Regions from separate parts of the Homo sapiens genome. Here region 1 is linked to region 2. The links are chromatin loops, found by intact Hi-C in ENCODE. Cell type or tissue: PC-3. All regions are shown on one strand. Links, peaks and the distances in the headings refer to the core of each region. The heading gives the core; the rest is flanking DNA. Region 1 has its middle 36 kb from the start of WDR89. Region 2 has its middle 43 kb from the start of SGPP1.

The links. Hi-C counts contacts between places; a loop is a spot of excess contacts. Peaks named below come from ENCODE experiments on the same cell type or tissue, not always from the same donor. Only the 100,000 strongest peaks of a DNase experiment are listed, where the experiment ranks them.
Region 1: a loop joins it to region 2, with 5 times the contacts of the local background. A loop is called at or near these places in 2 of 110 quality-filtered maps.

Annotation. Positions count from the first base shown.
Region 1 is chr14:63,673,492-63,681,829 of GRCh38, forward strand. No RefSeq gene overlaps it. Among named protein-coding and RNA genes, the nearest start is that of WDR89, 36 kb to the left of the region's middle. In PC-3, for the core only: no CTCF peak of the experiment used is centred there; a DNase peak (open chromatin) is centred at 4,600; H3K4me3 peaks cover 409 bases; H3K27ac peaks cover 2,615 bases.
Region 2 is chr14:63,766,696-63,775,033 of GRCh38, forward strand. It overlaps a transcript of SYNE2 not described here. Among named protein-coding and RNA genes, the nearest start is that of SGPP1, 43 kb to the left of the region's middle. RefSeq lists an enhancer at 7,008-7,067. In PC-3, for the core only: a CTCF peak has its summit at 3,704 (motif pointing left); a DNase peak (open chromatin) is centred at 3,676.

The DNA.
Region 1 (8,338 bases), core at 107-8,106, 93 kb before region 2:
AATTTATTACTTAAGATCAGGTGCTACAGTCATTTGGGAGTTACTGTTCACTTTAGGTTTTACCTTCTTCTTGATTCAAACAGTCTGATCTTAGATTCAATGAGAATTAAAAACTGTATATAATAAAATTCGTTCTAGCATGTACTATCTACCTATTTCATAAATCTTAACCTCGGATACGTACTTACCATCTCATTCCCTAATTCCTTTTTCCCTTTATTCGTTACAATCTGACTACTGCCACTACCACATACACCATTGAAATTGTTCTCTTCAAGGTAAACCAGAAACTCATGTAAGATGTCTGCCTTCAGCCTGAATCTCTTTACTAGTGTTTGATATTGTTTATTGATCACTTTGTTCTGAAAACTCTCTTCTCCCTATCAGTGTGGATTTTAGGGACCTTTTCATTGGCTCCGTCGTCTTCTATCTCCTCTCCCCCTTTCCCTAGGCAGACATCATTAACTGATCGTGGCACTCCTAGGGCTTCACAGCATAACCCAGCAGGAAAATGCTCTTAGTTGATTGGTGTTTGTCTGTGAGATGAAACGTGTTGTGAAGGCTCCAAACTATCTCCAGGCCAGGCACTGTGACTCACACCTGTAATCCCAGCACTTTGAGAGGCCAAGTGGGGGGAGATCACCTGAGGTCAGGAGTTTAAGACCAACCTGGCCTACATGGTGAAACCCCATCTCTACTAAAAATACAAAAATTGGCTGGGCCTCGTGGCACATGCCTGTAGCCTCAGCTACCAGGAAGGGAGGCTGAGGCATGAGAATTGCCTGAACCCGGGAGGTGGAAGTTGCAGTGAGCTGAGATTGTGCCACCACATTCCAGCCTGGGTGACAAGAGGGAGACTTCATCTCAGGAAAAAAAAAAAACAAAAATAAACAAGAAGTAGAGGAGAACAGCGAATGGGAGTAGAGCATGTCTGTGTGCTGTTAGGAGTGATTTAGTAGACTGGGAAAAGTTGATGTTTCAGGATAAAGATAACTCCAGGAGAGAAATCCTATATGAACTCCAAGAGATATCATTAATTAAAAAAAATGGGGGGGGGGGGAGTGTGGGGAGGGGACTTGCAGAATACGTACAATATATTTTTAAAAACCTAAACTTTATATAACACAATTATATATTTCAATATATGTAAACATATAAACACACACACACACACAGAATATATACTCCAAACTGGCAACAGTAGTTAATTCTGAGAATACAATTATTATAGTGGGCAAAGGAGGACTTTTTTTCCCAAGTATATAATATATTGCTATTAACTATAGTCATCACGAGTTAAAATAGATCTCTTGCACTTATTCCTCTTGTCTGAAATTTTCTTTCCGCTCATTCATTGATGGACACTTAGGCTACTCTAAGTAATGCTGCAATAAACTTGAGAGTGCAGATATTTCTTTGATATACTGATTTCAAATCCTTAGAATATATATTCAGCAGTGAGATTACCGGATCACATGGTAGTTCTATTCTTAGTTTTTAAATATCTCCACACTGTTTTCCATAATGGTTGTACTAAAAAGAGGATTTTTGCTGTTCTTGCCATTTGAATAATAAAAAAAAACAACCCAGCAATGTATCTATAGATATCTTGTGTAATTTTTTGTAGCAAGTAACTTCTCATTTCCATGAAATAATTTCACTATATAAGAAAACAGCTGACTGACATTCAAGAATAACCTCATGTTTTCTAGCAGAATTTCTTATGAAATTTAAAAAAGACTTTCTGCAATAGGCACTGTTACATTCTAGAAATGTTCTAATAAAGGTACTGATTTTTTTTGTTGTTGTTGTTTGTTTGTTTGTTTTTTGAGACAGAGTCTTGCTCTGTTGCCCAGGCTGGAATGCAGTGGTGTGATCTCGGCTCACCACAACCTCTGTCTCCCAGGTTCAAGCAATTCTCCTGCCTCAGCCTCCTGAGTAGCTGGGATTACAGGTATGTGCCACCACAACCGGCTAATTTCTGTATTTTTAGTAAAGACAGGGTTTCACCATGTTGTTTAGGCTGGTCTCGAACTCCTTACCTCAGGTGATCCACCCACCTCAGCCTCCCAATGTTCTGCTTATTTTTAAAAAACCTTTATGAATAATGTGATTTGCAATTTAAAAATTTATTACAAGGATCTCATTTTCCAAAATATGATTCTGTAAAGTTCATATGAGATTTATGAGGTAGTTTTACATTCTTTTTCCAGTTTCTCTTTTCTTAGTTCTGAATGAGATTTCTAAAGGAGAGATTTTCTTCTCTGTTTCCTTTACATATCCATCTCTGTAGCTGGCAAGATTTGTTGAATGAATTCTAGAATTACTGAGGTCTTTGGGGTCTAATCTGTCCCTCTCCCCCTCCCCCACTTTTTTTTTTTAAACAAAGAACTATCCGTTTAGAGCCACTTCAGCTCAGAACTACTTAGATAGTAGGTTGGATTAGGTTACTTAGGTAAAGTGACCTATTAGTTACTTTAAACCTTGAGATTTAAACAAAAGTTATGACTCTTCTAAAGCAATTACCTCACTTTCTTTGGTGAAACTTGTTAATTTCCTTAGAGGGGTGTATATACAAACTTTTTAGACAGGAAAAGAGGGGAAGGTTGCTTCAGTGACAAGACATGCTCTCCCAACTCTATTCCCTCAGTGAAGGTGCATTAAAATTCTTTTTGTTAAATTCCAGAATCCTAATAGAAACAAAAATACTCCATTTCTTTTTGCACACTTGATCTAACAGAGTTTATTAAATTTTAATAGTGAAAGGGCTCTTAGAGAACATCAAGTCTTACCTCTTCATTTTATCTGTGAGGAAATCATTTATCATTCTGGTGCTAGTACCTAGTTGAAGGAACTTACAATTATAGTTCAAGACAAAACAAAGTCAAAACAAAAATCCTGGTCCTCTGACTTCAGTTAAACACTTTTTTTTTTTGAGACAGGTTTTCACTTCTGTCACCCAGGCTGGAGGGCAGTGGTGTGATCTGGACTCACTGCAACTCTGCCTCCTGGGCGCAAGGGATTCTACTGCCTCAGTATCCCGCGTAGCTGGGACTACAGGCATGTGCCACCATGTCCGGCTAATTTTTGTATTTTTAGTACAGACAGATTTTCACTGTGTCACCCAGGCTGGCCTTGAACTCCTGGATTCAAGCGATCCATCCTCCTTGGCCTTCCAAAGTGTTGGGATTGCAGGTATGAGCCACCACACCCAGCCTCAGGAAAAAAAAAAAAAAAAAAAAGACACAGAATGGGAACATGAAAGTCAGTACAGGTTTGGCACCAGCATCTTCACAAAGAATAGAATTCAACGCAAACATTTTCACAGTAAGTCAATAAAGTGGTACGTCAGGATTTGGGAAATGCCACTGTTTGCAAGCACAAATCTAAAGTCTGTTTTATGACAGACTTGCAAGGGCAAGAATATGGTATAACATATCATGACTTGGAAAAGCTTAAAGCCTCCCAAAGACAGAAATCTGTAATCTTTCCCCCCTACTTAGGAAACTATCTCATGGAAGAGTCACCAAAGTTTTCTTTGAAATGGGAGTTTCAGGTTGATACATAAGGAATGGCTATCTTTACAGATCGGCAATGGCTAGTGACATGTTTGTGAGCCAATTATAAGGTAAATGTAAGTCAGTATGGTCATCATGTCTTTTTTTATAGGTAATAGACAAACTAATGAGGAAGCCATTAGCCTCTCTGGAATAATACCAAATCAGGAAGAAAGTAGGTGGTTATGGGTGTATTGTGGATTACCTTACAGATGCGGAACATATTCAGGGTATCTCTGTGATTCTGTTAGAAAACATTCTTCCTACACCCATGCCACAATCTTCACCAACAGTTGAGATTAGCCAGATGTGTGGTCAGGTCTGATCTCAACGCATAAAGGGAATCTCATGATCTCTTAAGTATGGTGGGATGAGAAATAAGTTCAAGAATACAGTTCCATAGTGAGCAGCAGGTATATTCAAACCTACCCCTAAAGCCCAAAGAATAAGGCTAACAAATCCAATTTCTCAGAAAGAAAATATTTCACAGAGATTTGAAAACATAAGCAGTATCTCGGACAACTGCGAGATGGTGGATCCTCACACCCGTCCTCCAGAAATTATCCTTTAGAAAGCAAGCCTTGGGCCAGGCACGGTGGCTCACGGCTGTAATCCCAGCACTTTGGGAGGCTGAGGTGGGCAGATCACTGGAGGTCAAGAGTTCGAGACCAGCCTGGCCAACATGGTGAAACCCTGTCTCTACTAAAAATACAAAAATTAGCCATGGTGGCACATGCCTGTAATCCCAGCTATTCAAGTAGGCTGAGGCATGAGAATCGCTTGAACCTGGAAGGCGGAGGTTGCAGTGAACCGAAATCATGCCACTGCACTCCACCCTTGGTGACAGAGCAAGACCCTGTCTCAAAAAAAAAAAAAAAAAGAGAAAAGGAAAAAAAGCCTTTAGGATAAAGACATGTGCAGCTGTTACTTTCTTGTGGAAACTTGTGACTACTGGGGAGGTCAGATAAGCATCTTTATGAGGGTTGTTACAGGCATTGTTTAGAGAACTTGCTGCAGAACACTTTGGCATGCAGAGTCAAACATTAGTCATTATGGAGATTTCACTTCAAGATGTTATCACTCTTGCCATGCAACAGGCTATTTTCCTACAAACACCAACTTTATTCCCAGAGCATACCTGCAAATCCTAGATGGAGTATCTTGGAAGCTCGTCTTCCTTGTAGAACACATTGTAAACTCCTGGTCTGTAATAAAAGTAGCTAGGTCTGCAGACTCTTAACCTAATGACGTCAATCCTCATGGCCTGTGCGTAGGTTTCCAGGTAAGTCATTAGTTTGTTATACAACCTTCTTGTGAGGGCTTGGAAGGTGAGGGGAGTATAGCTTCACATCCAAAGTTCTCCTAACTTCCTGGGGACTCCTCTTCTAAATAACAGCAATTATAGCAGTCATGATACCATGTCACCAAAATTCACACCTTTGGGATTTTTCATATAAAATCTAGGATTAATATAAAAATTGCCTTTTTCTCCTCTTAATAAGTAAACATGTAATTGTCTTCTGCTATCAGATTTTAAAAAAAAACCAAACACTTAATAATGAAGTATATATCAAAAAATATTTTTGATTACCTTCACATTAGGTGTAATTTCACTCATGAGCTAAGTGAGTAATAGTGCAGCCCTTCTACTGGCAAAGAAAGACACCACTTCACCACACCTATTGTTTACTGGATATTTTAACAAGCTCTTCAACTTTACTCTTACTACTCCCTTGTAGGTACCCTGATGCTCCAGACAAACTACTATTTGTTTGCCAAACATGTCTAACACATTCCCATCTCCATGCTTTGGTTCATCCAATTTCTTTTTCTTTTTTGAGATGGAGTTTTGCTCTTGTTGCCCAGGCTGCAGTGCAATGGCGTGATCTCGGCTCACTGCAACCTCTGCCTCCTGGGTCCAAGCGATTCTCCTGCCTCAGCCTCCCAACTAGCTGGGACTACAGGCACCCACCACCATGCCCGGCTAATTTTTGTATATTTAGTAGAGACGGGGTTTCACCATGTTAGCCAGGCTGGTCTCAAACTCCTGACCTTGTGATCTGCCCACCTCAGCCTCCCAAAGTGCTGGGATTACAGGAGTGAGCCACCGTGCCCGGCCAAATCAATTTGTTATTTTAAAAATTTACAACCTTTGTTCATGAATACTTTACAAAAGATTTTGAGAATATACTGCTAAGAAGCAAATATTTAAAAATTCTTATTTGTAAAGCTATTTAAAAAATTTTATGGTGACAAATGTTGCAGGATTATTATTCAGTTTTTTTACTTTTAAGATTGTTATCACAGATTTCAACCAGTGTTATTAGTCTGTTCCTGCATTGCTATTAAAAACTACCAGAGGCCAGGCGCGGTGGCTCACACCTGTAATTCCAGCACTTTGGGAGGCTGAGGTGGTTGTATCTGCTGAGGTCAGGAGTTCGGGACCAGCCTGGCCAACGTGGTGAAACCCTGTCTCTACTAAAAATACAAAAATTAGCTGGGAATGGTGGCATGCACCTGTAGTTCCAGCTGTTCAGGAGGCTGAGGCAGGAGATTCACTTGAACTTGGGAGGCAGAGGTTGCAGTGAGCCAAGATCATGCCACTGCACTCCAGCCTGGGTGATGGCAAGACTCTATCTCAAAAGAAAAAAAAAAGAACCTACTGGAGACTGGGTAATTTATTTAAGAATAAAAAAAAAAAGAGGTTTAATTGGCTCATAGTTCTACCAGTGGTACAGAAGGCCTGGCTGGGAAGCCCTCAGGAAACTTACAATCATAGCAGAAGGTAAAGGGGAAGCTGGCACATCTTACATAGCTGGAGCAGGAGGAAGAGAAGGTGAAGGGGGAGGTGCCACACACTTTTAGATAACCAGATCTTTTTTTTTTTTTTTTTTTTTTTTTTTTTTGAGACGGAGTTTCGCTCTTATTGCCCAGGCTGGAGTGCAGTGGTGCAATCTTGGCTCACTGCAATCTCCACCTCCCGGGTTCGAGTGATTCTCCTGCCTCAGCCTCCCGAGTAGCTGGGATTACAGGCATGCGCCACCATGCCCGGCTAATTTTGTATTTTCAGTAGAGACGAGGTTTCACTATGTTGGTCAGGCTGGTCTCAAATTCCTGACCTTAGGTGATCCGCCTACCTTGGCTTCCCAAAGTGCTGGGACTACAGGCGTGAGCCACCATGCCCGGTCAACAACCAGACCTTATGAAAACTCACTATCAGGAGAACAGCCAGAAAGATATCTGCTCCCATGATCCAATCACCTCCCATCAGACTCCTCCTCCAACACTGGGATTACAATTTGACATGAGATTGGGTAGGGACACAAATCCAAACCATATCAACCAAAAATGAGCAAAAATACTGTGCATTAAAATGAGTTTGGTGAATGCTTCCCCTCAAATTAACCCAGATGAAAAAGGAGAAAAACTCTTAAATAGTAGGAAAATTATAATCCATCTTATTGTCACCAACCCCACTGATCCTCTGAATTTGGGCCTGGAGACCTTTGGAGACCAGGGTAGCCTTTCACTTCACTGAAGTAAAAAAAACACTTGATATTTAAGCTCTGAATATATTTAATCTAGATTTTAATTATAAACATCACTTAACATTTTTAAATGTAGTTGGTTTTATGAAAAATTAAAGATCAATTGTAAAAAATAATATTCTCGGGAACATAATTATTTATTACTAGAAACTAAAAGTTATATCCCTGTATATACACAATATTTTCTTTTCAGATTTGATTTCAAGTTTAAAAAAAACAAAATCTTAAAACTAATTTGAGTACAAATCACATTCATACAATGGGGTACTGTAGTAATTACATACAAAACTTTCCTAGAATTAAATTATTAGCCCTTCAATATTTGCATGAAAAGTGACAAAATCCTTACTAAACTGGAAGCATTCATTTACAACCTAAACTTTTAAAACAGGTAGACTATTAAGCAATATTAAAATTTTTAGATCATTAATCTCTTTAAGAATCTGATGAATGCTGTAGAAATTTTCCCCAGAAAAATGCACATATTGAAGCCTAAGGACTGAATAATCGTGTAATTCATTCAACATATCCTAATTGAATGCCTACTGTGTCCCAGGGATCCAGAAGTAAAAAGATGCATAAGGTCTTTTTCCTCATGAAGCTTACGTCATAGGGATAATGACAGAAAATGTAAAAAGTAAATAATACATAATTATAGACTGTGATTGATATGCTTTGCCTTTGTGTCCCCACCCAAATCTCACCTTGAATTGTAATAATCCCCACAAGCAAGGGCAAGACTAGGTAGAGATACTTGAATCATGGGGGCAATTCCCCCATGCTCTTCTCGTGATAGTGAGTGAGATCTCATGAGATCTGATGGTTTTATAAGGGGCTTCCCACTTCGCTCGCCACTCACTCTTACTGCATCCTACCGCCCTGTGAAGAGGTGCCTTCTGCCATGATTTTAAGTTTCCTCAGGCCTCCCCAGCCATGCAGAACTGTGGGTCAATTAAACCTCTTTCCTTTATAAATTACTCAGTCTTGGGCAGTTCTTTATAGCAGCATGAGAATGGACTAATACAGTGGTAGATTTCACTGATAGATACAATAGATTTCAGTTATCCTTTGTCCTAATTTAGGACAAAGGATAAACCTCAACTCTGAGGAATTTTTTAAAAAATCCTTATATAGTAAGCATTTTGTCACTTTTCATGCAAATATTGAGGGGCTAATAATTTATTTCTATTGTGAGAATTTTTTTTTTAAAAAAAGAGAATCCATTTTATATCT
Region 2 (8,338 bases), core at 59-8,058:
CAGTCTGTAGACCACTTCAGGGGAAGAAAAGAAAACCTTGTATTTCACCTCTCCCACTCACTCCCCTTCCCTCTAAAGAAAACCTCTCTGGGGAGAGAGGGACAAAAGGCCTTAGATCTCCTTCTTTGTTAGCGGAATCACTTAATGATACTGGAAGCCAGTGAATGACGTTGGGATTGAAGGTAGGTAGTACAGAGGAGACAGGGATGAGTAAAACACCAGAGGAAACAAGATGCAATGGGCAGAAGTTGGTGAGTCCATGATTAGAAAGTTATCATAAAATTTAGAGTCTAAATTAAATACACCATATCAAGCAGAGTCAATAAAATAAAAAATAAAAATAAGAAAATAAATTAAATATGCCAAAATGGCAGGGGCGTTTTGTTCAGCCTGCACAATCTTTTATTTTTTTTATCTTTTTTTTTTTTTGAGATGGAGTCTGGCTCTGTCGCCCAGGCTGGAGTGCAGTGGCGCAATCTCGGCTCACTGCAATCTCCACCTCCCAGTTCAAGCAATTCTCCTGCCTTAGCCTCCCAAGTAGCTGGGATTTCAGGCGCCAGCCAACACGCCCAGTTAATTTTTGTATTTTTTTTTAGTAGGGATGGGGTTTCACCATGTTGTCTAGGCTGGTCTTGAACTCCTGACCTCAAGTAATCCGCCCACGTCTGCCTCCCAAAGTGCTGGGATTACAGGCATGAGCCACTGTGACCGGCCAATTTTTTATTTTTTAAATTTTTCTTAGTTTTTTAAAATTGTGCATGTATCTCATCTTATGCAAAATCATTTAAATTAAGTTATTTGACATTAAAAATAGAGAATTTCATATAAAAATCGAAATTCTAGCTTCTCTTATAGATTGGGATGCCGTGGCCACACTGGGCCCTGATTCCTACATGGCAGTCACTTGAACCCTCTCTGGTCCACCATGTCCCAGCCTTACCTGGTTCAGTCATGTATGTTACTTGCCTGGCCCCTGTGTGCAAGTAATCCTTTTTCCTTTCTTCTGCCTGCATTCTAAATTGCCTAAGCGTTTGCACTATCACCCTCATATTCTATCTTTTTGTATTGAATCAGCTTCTGTAGTGATTAGTGTCCATTTGTTAAGCCACTATTTGAATTAATAAAAACTCATCTCAGAAATTGCAATGAATATCCCCCATGATACATCATTTCACATTTTTTTGTGAAAGGAGGGATATATGAAAGCCATTGTGTAAGCTGGGCACAGTAGCTCACGCCTGTAATCCCAGCACTTTGGGAAGTCAAGGTGGGCAGATTGCTTGAGCGCAGGAGTTCAGGACCAGCCTAGGCAGCATGGTGAAACCCCGTCTTAACAAAAAATACAAAAAATCAGCTGGGCTTTGGTGGCACCTCTGTAGTCCCAGCTACTTGGGAGGCTGAGGTGGGATCGCTTGAGCCTAGGAGGTCGAGACTGCAGTAGCCATGATCATGCCACTGCAATCCAGCCTGGGTGATGAAGTGAGACCATGTCTCAAAAAAAAAAAAATTGTATGATTACACACGCAAACACATCTCTGCCTACAACTGAAAGAATTTGAGTTGACTTGAAGTAAAATTAAATTATAACAACAAAACAAGTGACAAACCACCCCACAATTAAAGGCAAAAATCCAGTAAAAAACGTCAGTTAGCTGAGATTAAGCCTTCATGTTGTAAACCTCCTTTGGGTCATTCCCTTTTTTAGTACTTACCCAGTTAAAACTTGTTTGATGCCTTAAACCCCTGCTAGACTATAAACTCTTAATGGCAGGGACTTTGTCAATCTTATATATTACCATATTCCAAAGTGCATAGCATAGAGCCTCATTAGTTCAATAAATAGATGAAAATGTATCAGGAAACTTTTTTGCTCAGTTGCTGCTAAAGAAAATCTATAGCAATCAAACATAAAATTGTTTTTCAAACTCTTAGCAGCCAGGACAAAGAAAGAAGCAGCCAAAGGTCTTGGCCTGTAGCCTGTCCGTATTGTAGGATTAGCCCCTGTCCCAGAAACAGTGTGGATAAAACAAACAAACAAACTAAACCTCCAGCTAAGAAAGTTGCTCTGGATTCCTATTTGTTGGTGCCTTGAGGAGCAAGGTACAAGGTGCATATCACTAGTCTGGCTTCCAGGACAAGACTGTGATCACTTGGAGATCACAGTCATAGAGGAACTGGTTTTCAGACAGGCACCTAGATGATGAAGAACAAAACACAAGACATATTAATTGCAATGAGGATTTAGGAGGTGGCAGAATCCTATTACTAGGTCTAGCCAATAAGATTAGAAGAGGACAGGTTGAGCATGGTGGCTTACACCTTTAAGCCCAGCACTTTGGAAAGCCAGGGCAAGAGGATGGCTTGAGCCCAGGAGTTTGAGACCAGCCTGGGCAATACAGTGAGACCTCATCTCTAAAAAAATGTTTTAAAAAAGATTAGAATAAAACAAGCTTAACTTGTAGGAAGTAACCAGAGCGATGAAGTAAACTTCCACTTTCAGAATTGGTTCCAGCATCTAGAGATAGGTCAAGACTGTAGTGCCTGGGGAACAATCTAAGAATAGAGAATCAGGAAGGCCATTAAATATTACAGGGGTAGGCCAGGCATGTTGGCTCATGCCTGTAATCCCAGCACTTTGGGAGGCCAAGGCAGGCAAATTGCTTGAGCTCAGGAGTTCAAGACTCACCTGGAGACCAGGCACAGTGGCTCACGCCTGTAATCCCGCACTTTGGGAGGCCGAGACAGGCAGATCATGAGGTCAGGAGATCGAGACCATCTTGGCTAACATGGTGAAACCCCGTCTCTACTAAAAATACAAAAAAATTAGCTGGGCGTGGTGGCGGGCGCCGGTAGTCCCAGCTACTTCGGGAGGCTGAGACAGGTGAATGGCGTGAACCCGGGAGGTGGAGTTTGCAGTGAGTCGAGATCGCGCCACTGCACTCCAGCCTGGGCAACAGAGCGAGACTCCATCTCAAAAAAAAAAAAAAAGACTCACCTGGGCAACAAGGTGAAACCCTGTCTCTAAAAAAAAAAAAAAAGAAAGAAAAAGAAAAATCAGCTGAGTGTGGTGGCATGCACCTGTGGTCCCAGTTACTCAGGAGGCTGAGGCGGGAGGATCACTTAAGCCCAGGAGGTGGAGGTTGCAGTGAGCCAAGATTGTGTCACTGCACTCTAGCCTGGGCAACAGAGCCAGATCCTGTCTCAAAAAAAAATTCTAGGGGCAACATATATATATATTTGAGATGGTCTTGCTCTGTTGTCCTGACTGGAGTGCAGTGGCACAATCACAGCTCACTGCAGCCTTGACCTCCGCGGACAAGCAATCCTCCTGCCTCAGCCTCCCAAGTAGCTGGGACCACAGGTGTGCCATCATGCCTGGCTAATTATTTTTTATTTTTATCTTTTGTAGAGACAGTGTCTTATCATGTTGCCCAGGCTTATGTATAATATTGAACTAGTTATTTCATCTCATGATGTCTTATTGTACATAGTCATATGGAAAAACAAAATTAAAATAATGAAATACCGGGGGAAAGATGTGACATACTGCAAAAATACATTAAAACTCCAAGATCTTGATGTAAGCAATAGTGAAAAATACCCATAAAAATGTTAAGTAAAGCTAAACTCCCCTATCCTGTGTGGACTTGAATGCTACTATGCCACATTCATCGACCTCTTTGGGCTCCCTCTGGTGGCACATTAGTCCTCAGTGATAACTGAGTATTTTGGAGAATTTCTTGTAAATTCCTGTGGATGAAAGCTTCATTGAATAGTTTTTTAGCTAACCAGTCATAAATATTCAAATAAGTATAAAATGATGGCTGGGCACAGTGGCTTATGTCTGTAATCCCAGCACTTTGGGAGGCTAAAGCAGGAGGATCACTTGAGCCAGGGAGTTTGGGACCAGCCTGGACAACATAGTGAGACACTGTTTTTACCGAAATAAAGAAAAGGGGTGGCACATACCTGTGGTCCCAGCTATTCAGGAGGCTGAGCTGGGAGGATCATTTGAGCTCAGGAGATTGAGCCTGCAGTGAGCTGTGATTGTGCCACTGCACTCCAGCCTGGGTGACAGAGCAAGATCCCATATCCACTGTGTGAGCCACTGTGCCCAACCAAACATTTTTCAATAAAAAAAAATTTTAAATTCATCAACCCTGGCTTACAGAAGTCAATTTAAAAAAAAATTGAGAGACAGGGTCTCACTATATTGCCCAGGTTGGTCTTCATCTCCTGGCCTCAAGTGTTCCTCCTGCCTGGGCCTCCAAAAATGCTGGGATTCCAGGGATAAGTCATCATGCCCGACCTAAAATCAGTCAATTTTTGATGTTGGTGAGGAAATAGAGTCACAGAAACCCTTATACACTCTTTTTTTTTTTTTTTTTTTTTGAGACGGAGTCTCGCTCTGTGGCCCAGGCGGGAGCGCAGTGGCGCAATCTCGGCTCACTGCAAGCTCCGCCTCCCGGGTTCACGCCATTCTCCTGCCTCAGCCTCCCGAGTAGCTGGGACTACAGGCGCCCACCATCACGCCCGGCTATTTTTTTTGTATTTTTAGTAGAGACGGGGTTTCACCGTGTTAGCCAGGATGGTCTCGATCTCTTGACCTCGTGATCCGCCCGCCTCGGCCTCCCAAAGTGCTGGGATTACAAGCGTGAGCCACCGCGCCCGGCCCCTTATACACTCTTGATGTGACTGAAATTTTGCTAATGACTTTGGATAAAAATTTGGTATTGTCTTAAAAATTGAAAATGTCATTTCTAATCCAGCAATTTCACTCCTATGTATTTACCTTAGAGAAACTTTGGCACAAACACCAACAAACATATGTGGGAATTTCTTGGCTAAAGTGTTCATAATAGCAAAACCTGGAAACGTCATAGAAGGATAAAACTGTAGTGTATTAAAAACACTAAACACAGGCCGGGCATGGTGGCTTACGCCTGTAATCCCAGTATTTTGGGAGGCTGAGGTGGGTGGATCACCTGAGGTCAGGAGTTCGAGACCAGCTGGCCAACAGGGTGAAACCCTGTCTCTACTAAAAAAATAACGAAAATTAGCTGGGTGTGTGTGTGCCTGTAATTCCAGCTATTCAGGGGGCTGAGGCATGAGAATCACTTGAACCCAAGAGGCGGAGGTTGCAGTGAACCGAGATCACGTCACTGCACTTCAGCCTGGGCGATAGAGTGAGACTCTGTCTCAAAAAGCAAAAACAAAAACAAAAACTAAAATTGAAACACTATACAGCAGTGAAAATGGGTAAACCATAGCGGTAGGCATGAATATGGATGAGAACCTCAAAAATGCTAAATGGGGAAAAAACTATCACAGAAAAATATATAGAGCATGATTCCATTATGTAAAGGTCAAAGACAGGCTGGGTGTGGTGGCTCATGCCTGTAATCCCAGCACTTTGGGAGGCCAAGATGCATGCATCCCTTGAGCCCAGGCATTTGAGACCAAGTGTGGGCAGCATGGTGAAACCCTGTCTCTACAAAAAATACAAAAATTAGCAGGGTGTGGTGGTGTGCACCTGTGGTACCAGCTACTTGGGGGGCTGAGGTGGGAGGATTGCTTGAGGCCAGGAGGTTGAGGCTGCAGTGAGCTGTGGTCATGCCACTGTACTCCAGCCTGGGCGGCAGAATGAGACTCCATCTCAAAAACAAAAAAACAAACAAACAAAAAACCTCAGCAAACAGTACTTCTTTTCTCCATCAAGCTACCTATTAGCAATACATCTTTTACTTTTAAGAAATCTAAGCTATAGGTCAGGCGCGGTGACTCACACCTGTAATCCCAGCATTTTGGGAGGCAAAGGTGGATGGATTACTTGAGCAGGAGTTTGAGACCAGCCTGGCCAACACGGTGAAACCCCATCTCCACCAAAAATTACAAAATTTAGCTGAGTGCGGTGGTGTGCACCTATAATCCCAGCTATTCGGGAGGCTGAGGCAGGAGAATCACTTGAACCCGGGAGACAGAGGTTTCAGGGAGCCGAGACCATTCCACTGTACTCTAGCCTGGGCGGCAGAGCAAGATTCTGTCTCAAAAACAGAACAGAACAAAACAAAAATCTAAGCTACATTACTTTTTTTTTTGGAGATGGAGTTTTGCCCTTGTTGCCCAAGCCATAGTGAAATGAAGCCATCTCGACTCACTGCAACCTCCACCTCCCAGGTTCAAGTGATCCTCCTGCCTCAGCCTCCCGAGTAGCTTGGATTACAGGTGCACACCACCACACCTGGCTAATTTTTTGTATTTTTAGTAAAATGGGGTTTCACCATTTTAGCCAGGCTGGTCTCGAACTCCTGACCTCAGATGATCTGCACGCCTCGGCCTCCGAAAGTGCTGGGATTACAGGCATGAGCCACTGCGCCCAGCCTATATTACATTTTAAAAGAAGTTATTTGCCATTTTATTGTTGTTTATTATTCATATAATAAATTTTACTGTTTAAACTCCATTTTGTTATTATAAATTTATTTAAATGCTATTTATTTTATTGCTTAAAAAAATTTTTTTTGGACAGGGTCTCACTCTGTCACCCAGGCTGGAATGCAGTGGCTCAATCACGGCTCACTGCAGTCTCAACCACCCGGGCTCAAACAATCCTCCCACCTCAGGCCCCTAAGTAGCTGGTACCACGGGTGCACACGACCATGCCCTGAGAATTTTTGTATATTTTGTAGAGACAGGGGTCTTCCCATGTTGCCCAGGCTGGTCTCAAACTCCTGGGCTCAAGCAATCCACCCGCCTCACCCTTCTAAAGTGCTGGGATTACAGGTGTGAGCCACTGCTCCTGGCTAATACGCTACATTTTTTAAAGCCTATTTTTAAAATAAGTTTTTTCTTTGTTTGTTTTTACTTTTTTAGAGATGGGGGTCTCACTATGCTGCCCGTGCTAGAATATAGTGATTATTTACAAGTGCAATCATACCATGCTATAGACTGAAACTCCTCGGTTCAAACAATCTTCCTGTCTCAGCCTCCTGAGTAACTGGGACTACAGGCATGCACCAACATGCCCAGCAAAAAGAAGCTATGTTTAATATGGTTATTATGAGCAAGACTGTCATGTCTAAAGCAACAGACTTCAGTTTTACATGAAAAGTGCAGATACCAATGCATTTGCCTCTGATGATCTGTGATTATCCTTCTGATAGAATAATCTCTTGTTTGAGCTAAGCACATCTTGTTTGAAATACGATTATATATTTAGCAATCCTGACCTCTCATAGGACTTTTACACCTATAATAAAATTATTAATGCTTTGCATTTGTAAGGCATTTCATGGATTTTCAAGTGTCACTAGAAGACGTTTCCCTCATTGTACAGTTCAGAAAACTGAAGACAAGAGGCTGGGTGCGGTGGCTCATGCCTGTAATCCTGGCACTTTGGGAGGCTGAGGCGGGCAGATCACGAGGTCAGGAGATCGAGACCAGCCTGGCCAACATGGTAAAATCCCATCTCTACTAAAAATACAAAAAATTGGGCAGGCGCAGTGGCTCACGCCTGTAATCCCAGCACTTTGGGAGGCTGAGGCGGGCAGATCACCTGAGCTCAGGAGTTTGAGAGCAGCCTGGCCAACATGGTGAAACCCCATGTCTACTAAAGATAGAAAAATTAGCCAGATGTAGTTGTGGGCGACTGTAATCCCAGATACTTGGGAGGCTGTGGCAAGAGAATTGCTTGAACCCGGGAGGTGGAGGCTGCAGTGAGCCGAGATCGAGCCATTGCACTCCAGCCTGGGTAACAGAGTGAGACTCCGTCTCAAAAAAAAAAAAAAAAAAGAAAAAAAGAAACAAAAAAAGAAAACTGAAGACAAGAGAGAAGTTTTTTTCTTTTTTTTCTTTTTTGAGACAGGGTCTCGCTCTGTCACCCAGGATGTAGTGCAGTGGTGTGATCACGGCTCACTGCAGCCCCCATGTCCCAGGATCAAGCAATCCTCCTGCCTCAGCCTCCCAGGTAGATGGGACTACAGATGTGCATTACTACACTTGGCTAAAGAGAGGTTTTAATAAATAAAATAGCTATAATTTGGTAGGTAGAATTTAAATTATTGTATTAATAATTGTCTTCATATGCTATAACAAAATGCCATAAATTGCATGGCTTAAACAACAGTTTAAGCCATTTAATGAAATGCAAGGCAGCATGTTAGGCACTGACAGAATTACAGCATTAATAATATGACATGATCTGTGTCTCCAAGAAGCTTACAATGTAGGAAGGGCAATCTGCCAGTATTTTAATTTAATTTTATTTATTTATTTATTTACTTTATTATTTATCATTTTGAGATGGAGTTTCACTCTTGCCGCCCAAGCTGGAGTGCAA